Linked DNA regions of Homo sapiens: region 2 is linked to region 1. Evidence: chromatin contacts called from ENCODE Hi-C data. All regions are on one chromosome and are shown on one strand. The core of a region is the stretch at or near the end of the contact, and the rest is flanking DNA. Distances in the headings are between cores, read along the strand shown. Region 1 overlaps PARD3B (par-3 family cell polarity regulator beta). Region 2 overlaps PARD3B (par-3 family cell polarity regulator beta).

Region 1 (5,809 bases), core at 1,251-3,750:
TTGCTTGATTACCTCCTACATCTCTCTTAATCTGGGTTACTGAACATAATAATAAGGCTTTACCTATTTTTTTTTTTTTATAGACCCGTTCATCACCTGAATCTTTTAGCACTTCACCAACAGCTGGTAACAAGCAGAATCACTGACATTCTTTTAGATTTCTTTAGGCTGCTTTTTAATCCTCCCTGATTGTCATGAGCAGGAATAAGGAAGGGAGAAGGAAGACCAATTTTTTGTTTAATCCAAGGTGATCAAAAGAAGTCCCCAGTAATAGTACAGACTGACTTTGACAGTGATTTGTATTTGCAAAATATATGAGGCTTGCTGTATTCCACTTTTTCTCTTTTTTTTCCTCTTTGACAAAAACAAAGTTTTCGTTTCATCCAGAATATTTCATTTATATTTTAGAGGACTATTTCCCAGTCCCTTTATCATGGGAATGGCTTGTCTATTCTCTGCTACTTCATTTGACTTTTAAAGAGTCTCAGCCTTTCTTGAAAATTAACAGATTATTTAATTAGTTATACATGTTTTGTTTTGTTTTGTTTTTCAGTCGTAATATAAATATATATGCTTGTAGGATTGTAAATCTGGAAGGTAGCCCTTTAAGTGAGGGTATTCCCAGTCGAATCTGTTATCTTTTTAATATTCTCACTTATCATTGACCTTTTTTATTTTTATTTTTTTGGTGAGAAAGCGTCTCACACTGTCACCCAGGCTGGAGTGCAATGGCGTGACCTCGGATCACTGCAACTTCTGCCTCCCAGGTTCAAGTGATTCTCCTGCCTCAGCCTCTGGAGTAGCTGGGATTACAGGTGCCCACCACCAAGCCTGGCCAATTTTTTGTATTTTTAGTTGAGATGGGGTTTCACTGTGTTGGCCAGGCTGGTCTTGAACTCCTGACTTCATGATCCACCCACTTCGGCCTCCCAAAGTGCTGGGATTACAGGTGTGAGCCACCACGCCCGGCCATCATTGACCTTTTTCAGTATAAATGCCCTCTTATTTCCTTTTTATCATTACACATGTCAAAATAAATTTCTGAGACTGCAGTTTTTACTATCACTGAATAGTCTCATAGAGAGGCATGTTTGCAAGTAGTATTACAAATCATAACTTTTTTTCTGGCACTTTATTATAGGGCCTTGGAGATTACCTTGGATTTGTGTAATCTCAATATGGATGTGTTCAAAGCTAAAGGAATTTATTTGATGCGAGGGGAGATTGAAATAGGCTTTACTACAGTTACAGGTAGTTAGTAGACTTGGATAAAAGAAATGAGGGTACTTTGGGGTTTCATAAATGTTGGTAATGTTCAAAGCAACATTGCTTTACTTTTCTGAAGGTCAGAACATTCCTATACAAAATTTAAGTCAGTTTTGATAGAGATTTAGAGAGACTTAAATCTCTATAAATTTCATGTAATGAAAATACGTTGTTACCTCAAGGAAAAATGAATTATATTATTACAAGATTGTTTTTAAGTTTGATATTTATAATACATTAATGAAAGTAACGTGAACCCTTGATGTCATGATGCACTAGCGTATGGTGCTCCATTGTTTTGACTGTGTCTGCATGAGTGGGCTGGTAGTGGTTTATCAAATGGCTTTCAGGGCCAGGATGAGGTGGAGTGGAACTGGCTTGTAGTATTTGCTGATTACCGTGGTGGAAACACTTTGACGTGGACAATTCCAGCCTACCAATGTGGTGCACCCCAGGGCACTATTATATGGTCTTCCCAGTGTATAATTGTAGATATAAATGACCTTGAGCACAGATAACAGTAACATGTAGTCAAATAATCAGGTAGTGATGAGTTCTGAGTCTTTATTACATTTGTTTTTTAACAATTTAATTGTAATATAAAATGTTTAATAATGAATATGGTTTAATGACTGGCTCACAAAATACATGAAAGTTTAAGTTTCCTCTCCTGAGTTGGTACAAGCCAGCTTCAGCACACCGCTGAAAATATATTGCGACACTGAGTTCTATTATACATGTGGTTTCTTTCCTTGATTATGGCCCTTGCCTTTGAAAATGCTGCTGTTTCCTCTCTCTAGATAATTTATTATTCTTATCATCATTAATATAAATTCTAATAAGCTGTTTATGTTTGAGAATATTCTTGTTTCTGCATAAAGTTAGTTAAAGATTGGTGTCATTGTCCCTCAGAACCTTAGAACTCAGTATAGATAGAGAAAGTAGATAGAAATATTCAAAATGTAAACATTAAACAATGATCGGGTTAAATGCTTATATTTTGTCTTGCTGGTTAGGAATTGAAAAGTTTAAGCTAGAGCTTAAGCTTAGGTTAGGAAAATAGGTTCTCTTCCATTCTGATTAGTCCAGTAATACTTCTGGTGGATTAAAGTAAGATTTTGTTAAGCCCTGTCCCCTTTCTCCCTCAATTTTTGGGCAAACAGATTGATAGTGATTGAGTCATTTTGATAGTGATTGGAGACATTCCTTCACCACTGCAAACAGGAAGGGTCTGTGAGTCATTTTGTTATATATGGAGTTGCTTCCAAAAGCAAGAGACACTACCATGGTTTGCCAAGGGTGGACTTCTGAGATGACTGGTCACGTTTGAGGATTTGGGGCTTATTTGGAACAATCAAAGGAAGCAGGAGTTGCCTTTATACTGAGGAGAAATGTTCAACAGAAGGGTCAAGGCTGACAGTAAGATATCAGTCTGGCCACTTGTCACCATAGTTTATGAATTTATTTCTGTTACAGAGTACTTGGTATCAGCTGGAACTTTCTCCAAAGATGGACATTCTAAAGAAATTTCCAAACTTTCATCAGGTTAGATCATTGGAGAACTTATTAACTGAGCCTGCCAAGCAACACATTTCTGAACTCCATTTTAATATTTAAGCTCGTATTGAGACAATTATAGGCACCAGTTGAATAAAGAAAGAAAACATTTCCTACTTTACATTTGATATTTTCTTCTATTATAATCAATGTGAAAATCATTTTTAGTTTACTAACAGGAAGTAATTTCTTTCCCTTAAAATTCCCTTATTTTAAAAGAAAGATTGTGTATAACATATGAATCCTGTCATTTTTGTCTTGTTGGTCAGGAATCGAAAATAAAATTTAACAGGTTTTAACAAGTGTGATTGAGATTTGTTTCCTAATCACTCTACATGTTTTTTCTCTTTTGCATATATGTCATTATTTATAAGCAACTTCAAATAGAACAGAAGGTAGGGCATAAATTATCAACAACTTTAGTCCAAAAAGATGTTAATGAAAAAAGTAACAATATTTGTGATATAATATATGCCGTGCTGGTGAGTATTGTTGGTTGTCTTATAATCCCAATTGCTGTGTGTAGTTACTGTTCCCTCTCCTTTCCTCTACCAGGGTGGTCTTGCAATATGATCAAATGGTTATGTTCAGAAGTACAGTTAGCCTGGTATTTCACAGGGAGCAATATGACACTGCATAAGCAGGGAAAATATCATAGATGGGAAGATATATTATCTGGCAAAAGAGTGATAGTCCTTCTTGGGAAAAGAACATTGATCTCACTTGGAAAATGCCACAGTCAGAAAGCTCGCAGTCCTCCAATACATGGACCAGAGAAAGAAATTTCTTCATCCCCTGGGCCAAGAGGCAAAGAAGTTGTTTCAAAGCCTAACAAGCTCAGTGGCCACTTTGTCCTTCTGAACATCTCAACGTAGACCATGAATGTGAAACTAGGGTGCCCAGCACAAAGTGAGCTGTTGTGATTCTTCATTCTCATTGCCAAAATTCAGACATGCAGAATGAGCATCACCAGAGAAGGAGCACCCTAACAAAATTAAGATTCATTGCATTACATGTCACACAAGTTCTTGTGAAGCCTAGAGGTTCATTAGCTTTTCTACTGTCCAGTTTCTGGATGACTTTTTGTGGTCAGCATACTTACGTCGTTGGTTTTCAGTTTCTGCTCTTGTGTATTCGAATCCAGGTACTATGTTTTGAGTAACCATATGCCTCTGGCTATGCTAAATTTAGACCTATTTGCATTTTTCTTTGACTGTACATTAAACTATTCATTAGATTAAGAAGTTTATTCATGCCTGTAATCTTAGCACTTTGGGAGGTGGAAGTGGGTGGATCATTTCAGGTCTGGAGTTCGAGACCAGCCTGGCCAATATGGTGAAACCTCGCCTCTACTAAAAATACAAAAATTAGCTGGGCATGGTGGTGGGTGCCTGTAGTCCCAGCTACTCGGGAGGCTGAGGCAGGAGAATCGCTTGAACCGAGGAGGTGGAGGTTATAGTGAGCAGAGATCATGCCACTGCACTCCAGCCTGAGAGACAGAGCGAGACTCTGTCTCAAAAAAAAAAAAAAAAAAAAAGTTTATGCTATAGAATTGTAAGCTTTCATAGAAAAATAAATGGATTAGTATATCATTAATAATTAACAACTTAGAATTATAACATATGAAATAACTTTTTCAATTAAAATTTGGTTATGGGACTCGAGGTATAACATTTTATTGTATTTTATGTTTAAATGGATTACAAAAGTACATGCTCACACTTTACTGATGAACAAGTTTATTACCTCAAAGAAAATGTAATCAGTTCAAAAACATTTTGTATCATGAGGAGCTAAACATGTCTTATTTTCTTTGGTTGTATTGTTATTGTATTATGCTGTTCTCATAAAGGAAAATTATTAAAGTGCATATTGCACCAGGAAACTAGACCTGTACATAACACTGACTTACTAGAAAATTGCATTAAAAATTGTTTGGGCAATGATATTAAAAATTATTATAAACAGATACCACTATTTTACTGTTCTTCAAAGCTTCCTTCATTTGTAAAATACATATATTTTATATAAACATATTGAACATCATACATTTCTGAATTTAAATTAAAATTTTTTAAATGACGTTTATTGCCAAATTAGTGCTTCTACAACAGAAGACTTTTTTTGGAAGAATGTCATTGAACCAATGAGATAGGAGAAATTCTCTCTATAATTTGAAACCCCATTACTTTAGTTGACTTAAAACGCAATTTGAAATCACATTACTTTAGGTGAGTTAAAATGCTAAGGATGCCATTTTTAAATTTATATAATTATCTTGGGATATATAGTCACATGAAAGGATACTGATACTGACTATATTGGGAGCAAGATTGTGGAATAGAATCCTTCAGCAATTGTCCTCCCTGTAGGAACAACAGATAGAACAACTATCCACTCAAGAAAGTACCTTCATAAGAATCAAAAATCAGGCGAGCAATCCCACTATTTGGTTTTAATATCACAGAAAAGGAAGAGGCACTGGAGAGGGTAGGAAGGACAGTCTTGAATTGCCCACACCACTACTCCCTCATCCCCCAGCAGCCGCTGCTTGGCACCAGGAGAGAATCTGTATGCTTGAGGGAGAGAGAACGCGGTTCCTTTGGGACTTGGCGTTGGAACTCAGTGCTGCCTGTCACAGCAGAAAGCAACAAGGGGCAGAATTCAGGTGGCACTCATGGAGGGAGCATTTAGACCAGCCCTGGCTGGTGGAGAATGGTCCATCCCCTGAGCTTCTGCCAGCCCCCCCACAGCAGGCTAAAGCACTCCGGGGTTCTAAATAAACTTGAAAGGCAGTCTAGGCCACAAGGACTGCAATTCCTGGGGAAGTCCCAGTGATGTGCTGGGTTCAGAGTCAGTGGAATTGGAGGCGCAGGCCACCTACGGAGGCACCAGAGGAACAGCGAAGGGAGCGCTTGCCATCACTCCTGCCCTTAGCCCCAGGCAGCACAACTCACAGCTCTAGGGGAGAATCCATCCTGCTTGA
Region 2 (5,420 bases), core at 1,968-4,467, 47 kb after region 1:
TAGAGAGAGATGATTTGTATAATCTTTCTCTTCTCCACATCCCACTGTTCCCTGTATGTCCCTCCTTTTCTCTTGTGCCTCATTTTGTGTGTGCATTTGACAACAAATGCAGGGAGGAAAACAAACAAACTGAGTATAATCAGCAAGAAAAAACATCATCTTATGAACTGGCAACCAAATTCTTCATGAAGAATTTGGTTTTTGAAGAACAACTGTTTTTGTTCAAGATAATACTTTGAAAAAAGATTTGTCATAGAAGTTTAAAAACTTGAATAGACAGCTCTCATTGTCTGTAAGGCTAGGTTTCTGCGGCTTTTAATGTGTAAGAGACTTGTCCCATTTAACAATAAATATTTTAGTGCCACTTAAAAGTATAATTAATATATCTTTCTTAAAAGTGGTATTCCCTCCCTCTACGTATATTTCTCTTTCCTCAGCCCCAAAAGCACATATTCAGGGAGGGAAGGTAAGGGATTTACATCCTTTTTCCATCACTACGTCAAAACTTATACAATTTATACAATTTAATATTATTAAGGTAGTTAATGTAGCAGTTCATGTGAAGTTACTCAGTAGAAATACTTTAAATCATATAAAAATATAGCTGAATATAAATTGAAGGGTCAGAGATTAAGGGTGAAGCAAGTTTTAAAAATCAGAAGCATTTCCAAATTCAAGTTATTTGGGGTAGCTGTAGAGAAATAATTGAATGACCCTTAGCAATATTTTAGGAAAACTTTTACCTAATGAAAAATTCTACTCCAAAGCTGTGTTTTACTTCATAAAATTAATAGAAAGTGGGGAATATCTCTACACTTCCAATATCATGCTTTCCTTTAGTCCTAGTAAAAAGGGACCCAGAATCTTTGTTTTACCCTCCCAAATTACCCACTTTAATACGAATACATGAAAATAGATTTTAAAAAAGAAGTGAATAAAATAGATGAATTTGTCCTTTTTTTTTTTAACTATGGTCCTTAGACAATAGCTTTCAACTCTCCATAGAACTGGAACAACTTGCACGATGTTGACTACAGTAAGATAACAAAATTGTATATTGTATGAGGCAAATACGTGTGGTTGTCTTATCTAACCACAATGATAAGTACGGTAGTGTCATCCAGGGTTTCATCTTCTGCAGTTCAGTTACCTATGGTCAACCACGGTCGCAAAGTAGGTTGAGATCATTACAATGAGATATTTTGAAAGAAAGAACACTTTCACATACCTTTTACTGCAGTATATTGCTGTAATTATTCTTTTTCATTATTAGCATTGTTAGTCTCTTATTCTGCCTAACTGATAAGCTTTATTGTATGTAAGTATAGGAAAAAACATAGTGTATATAGGGTTTGGTGCTATTACCAGGGTCAGGCATCCACTAGGGGTCTGGAAACACATCCCCTGTGGGTAAGGGAAGACTACTGTACATAATTTGATTCTTTCTTTCTTTTTCCCAAATAGTGGTCATATTTGATCAGTCACCTTTGCTCATGAAGAGCACATTGGCAAGGACAACACAAAGAAGCTTGTTCTGCAACTCGGTTTTCTTATGTTAAATATTTAGTTTTCTGCTTGCTTCTTCTTATCTGTTTGTACTTGGTAAGGCTCCCTCCTTCTTATGTGATAGGTTGGATGCTGCCGGAGAGGTTACTAGTGCATGGAAGCTCCAAAACAGAGTGGAATGGAAAATTATAGCCTCAAGGGTATCCTTGGGAAGGAGCCAGACAAAAGGTGCATGCCCACATTGAGACAAAGCTAAAGCAAAACTACCAGGTGTTAGAAAACCCAGAGCACATATACAAGAACAAGGCAAAAAATTCCTGTTACTCTAACAGTATGCCTTACTTTTCTTTAATTTTACTTATTTGTAAAGTAGACAAATGCCCCTGTTGTGTCTTGTTGAGTTACAAGTGCAACAAGTAGCATTCTAGAGTGGGATGTTACTGTCAGTGCCTGTTTTGGGTCACTTTAATATACTGCTGTTTAATTGATTTTATATCTGAAGATGCAGGTCTTTAACATGGACAGATTTTCATAAGATCACTGGAATACTGGCTTTCTTTTGTTTTGCGATGAGGGCAAATTTTCTGTGGTTTATTTTTCCCCATTTCTGGTGAAAATAATATTCTCTTTTCCTCTTCTACAGGGAAGATGGCAGTTTCCTCAGTTAAACTTAGGATCTTTGTCCCTTTTAAATAGGCCATTGTATAAAATACAAATGATCAAAATTGTATCACAGTAATAATTAGCTAATTTTTTTGCAGAAGTTTTTTGGTGGGGTTTTTTTTTGGTGTCAACACAACTTTAAAATAACAAATAATAAGAGAAAACTTTTTAACATTGTAGGAATATGTGAAATTGAATAGCAAACTCAATTTAGATGAGTTCACATGAATAACATACTTCAGGTTGGTAATATTCCAGAAGGTTCAACTGCCTCATAGAAAATTAAATCTCTGAAAAATTCCCCGACTAAAAATCATTTGAAAATTCTAATTTTTTCTAATTATTTGGATTTTCTTATGTTAGATTTCATTTCATGGAAGGATATTGAGTTTGTGTATATTCCTGTGTGTGAACATGTGCTTGTGTGTGCTCTTAATAGCGGTTATTTTTCAAAGCAATAGTCTTTCAAGCCTTTCTCTAATCTCTCCAGCATCTAAAATGAGGTGATATAAAACTCCCAGGTGGGTACTAAATATTAGATTTGTTGACACCAGCATGGGTGCTTGAGTGGTAGTGGGAAAAAGAAAAATGATTGTCTAGAGTTTGTATGCTACAGAATTGAGGTGGTTTCAGCTGCTTTCATTTCCTTTAAAGAATAATATTGTTTTTTTCAAATGAGGAGGATTAAGTAAGCACCTTAAAAAAAGAGGAGCAATATATTGACAACATCTGGTATGAAGAGTTATTATAAAAGGTAAGAGGATCTGTGCCAGAAAAAGAATGGAGAGGGAGATTCTCTCTAATAAATAAATTTCTTTTAAATGTGCCTAAAACATTAAGGGGGTTTTTCCCATTTAAATTTATCTTTGAAAACTCCCTAGAGAAGGAGAGTGGTTTCTGTAACAGCTGGTTAGAATTGCTGAGCAAATGTCTGGAAAAGATGATTTTGAAACAATGTGTTTTGTAATGTTTAAACATTTTACATTTTTGTTGAAACCTGACTTCTGATGAAGAAAATCGCTCTGTACAGCAGGCCTGCGCTGTGGGCTGCTTTTCTGCTTTCTCTAGAGCTGAGTCACTGAGGACTGCTACCTTAGCTCCTCAAAGCTGTTAAATTTCTCGAAGGGAAGCTGAGTCATTAGGAAATGTACCAGAATAGGAGAAAGTAGGTCATTTTGCTAGACTTGGCAAAACTTTCATCAGCTTCAGATTCGCAAGATCTGCAGTTCTCAAACTCCAGGGTTAATCAGAATCTCCTGGAGGGCTTATTCAAACATGCGTGTCTGGGCCCTCCTGGCAGAGTTCCTGATTCAGTAGGTCTGAGCTGAGCCCCGAGGATCTGTATTTCTGACAGGTTCCTAGGTGAAGGTGATGCCGCTAAACCTCGGCCCATACTTTGAGAATTGTTACACTAGTGAAAGCTTGGAGAGAAAAAAAAAATTAGACAAGCCTTCCCCAAAGGTTTGGCAGTCAGCTTCATAGTTGGATGGAGGAGGACACTACCATTTATTAATCACTAGATACTGTCCCAGTCTTGACATTCAATCTTCCATCCAATTCTGTAACATGAGTCATGGTATATCTATGCTGCATAATCATCTGTACAGAACTCACAGAACTCAGTTAGTTTGTTTCCTTCCTCTTCTCTCCTCTCCTCTCCTTTTTCTTTTTTTTCTCCATTGCCCTGGCTGAGGTACAGTGGCGTGATCTTGGTTGACTGCAACCTCCACCTGTGGGGTTCAAGTGACTCTCCTGCCTCAGCCTCTTGAGTAGCTGGGACTACAGGTTCACACCATCACACCTGGCTAATTTTTGTATTTTCATTAGGGACGAGGTTTCGCCATGTTAGCCAGGCCGGTCTCAAACTGCTGACCTCCTCAGCTTCGCAAAGTGCTGGGATTACAGATGTGAGCCACCGCGCCCAGTCCAGAACTCAGTTTCCATAATCAACCTGCCCAGAGTTTAAAGCCAGAGAAGCAGGTGCATCTGAATTTCTGCCTTTGTCTGTTTAGATCTAAAGGTTCAACTCTTTCTATCAAAACATACTTTTGTACTTGTTCTCAACGTGTCTTTATTTCCTCTTCTTTTTCATTCATACATGTTATTCAGAGGATCTCAAAATTCTTTGGAGTTTTACAAAGGAAAAGTTCAATTTCCAAAATTTTTTTGCGACCTGACATCCCCTACTATCAGGTAACACTAATTTATTTAATATTGACTTTGCTTATGAGTAATGGCAATGCACAAAGCTGATGAAAGCCGAAATTCCATCAGATGGATTTAGCAAATTAACAGGAGAGAGAAACTACTTAGTTTGTGAGAAACTACTCGTTTGTAAACTATGCAAAAAGGATAGACATTGTCTTACCTAATCACAAATAAGCCTTTCCCAAAGGAAGTGGTTACCTTTTAAATGTGTGCACTTATGTTTGTTTTTAATCCAAATTTGTGCCAAGGAATTATGTAATTATTATTTCTGTACAAAAGTTACTTAGCCATTCCTAAATTATCATTCATTGATGTCTGAGAGTAAATAATTTTAGTACCACTACGATTAAATTGTAGCAGGAAAAAAAACTATGAAATAGACTCATTCTGAGTCATTGCTTATAGCCATTTAAAGTTGATTAGCAATGTTAGTTTAGGAGATGTAAAAATGCAAAATTTTATTTTTAAGTTATAATATTTTAATTTGTAATTTCAATGAGCTATAAAGGAATGTTTATATTTATGGAAACTCTATGAAATATAAAGAAATGCTCTCACAGATGTCATTTTAGATATATTAAGTCTGCTAAATTCAAATAAAAGTTTTGGTACTAACGTGTGAGCACCTGGATGGCGGGGGCTGGGTGTTATATATTTTTACATCGAAGATGAAGTCCTGCATAGTGACTTGCATGTGAATAGGAGTCAGGAAGCATTGACCAAATGATAAAGCATTGCTCCAGCTGAGTTACAGGCCTATTCTTTTTAGCTCAAATCAACCCATTAAATTATTTGTGAGATAAAATTTTTCTCAAGTGTATTTTTCCAATAAGAACTTGAAAAAGTTGTACGTTTTATTTTATTTGAAAATGTATTAATAACTTTACACTATTGACTTTCTCCTTTCATATATTTTTAAATATGAGAAGGCTATTATCTGTTTATATGTGATTATATTGCCATTTGGCCTCAATTGCTCTTACTCTCCTCCCCCACTGGGCCACATTTCTAGGTCAAATTATTAAGGGAAAAAAGATGCAGGA

The links. A loop is a pair of places that touch in the nucleus more often than their neighbours do. Pooled maps may share reads with other maps.
Region 2: a loop to region 1 is called in a map of endothelial cell of umbilical vein, with 4 times the contacts of the local background. The contact joins two enhancer-like sites. A Hi-C loop is called at or near these places in 2 of 168 maps with a recorded cell type or tissue (PC-3 and endothelial cell of umbilical vein) and 1 of 50 pooled maps.

Annotation. Positions count from the first base shown.
Region 1 is chr2:204,792,836-204,798,644 of GRCh38, forward strand. All of the region lies in intron 2 of PARD3B (par-3 family cell polarity regulator beta), which reads left to right. Among named protein-coding and RNA genes, the nearest start is that of PARD3B, 250 kb to the left of the region's middle. Within about 2 kb of position 2,501, at least 2 of the 41 ENCODE cell types and tissues checked have a DNase peak (open chromatin) inside an H3K27ac peak, as active enhancers do; they include endothelial cell of umbilical vein, where a contact is called at or near this core.
Region 2 is chr2:204,839,579-204,844,998 of GRCh38, forward strand. The region is part of intron 2 of PARD3B (par-3 family cell polarity regulator beta); the gene reads left to right. Among named protein-coding and RNA genes, the nearest start is that of PARD3B, 300 kb to the left of the region's middle. Within about 2 kb of position 3,218, at least 9 of the 41 ENCODE cell types and tissues checked have a DNase peak (open chromatin) inside an H3K27ac peak, as active enhancers do; they include endothelial cell of umbilical vein, where a contact is called at or near this core.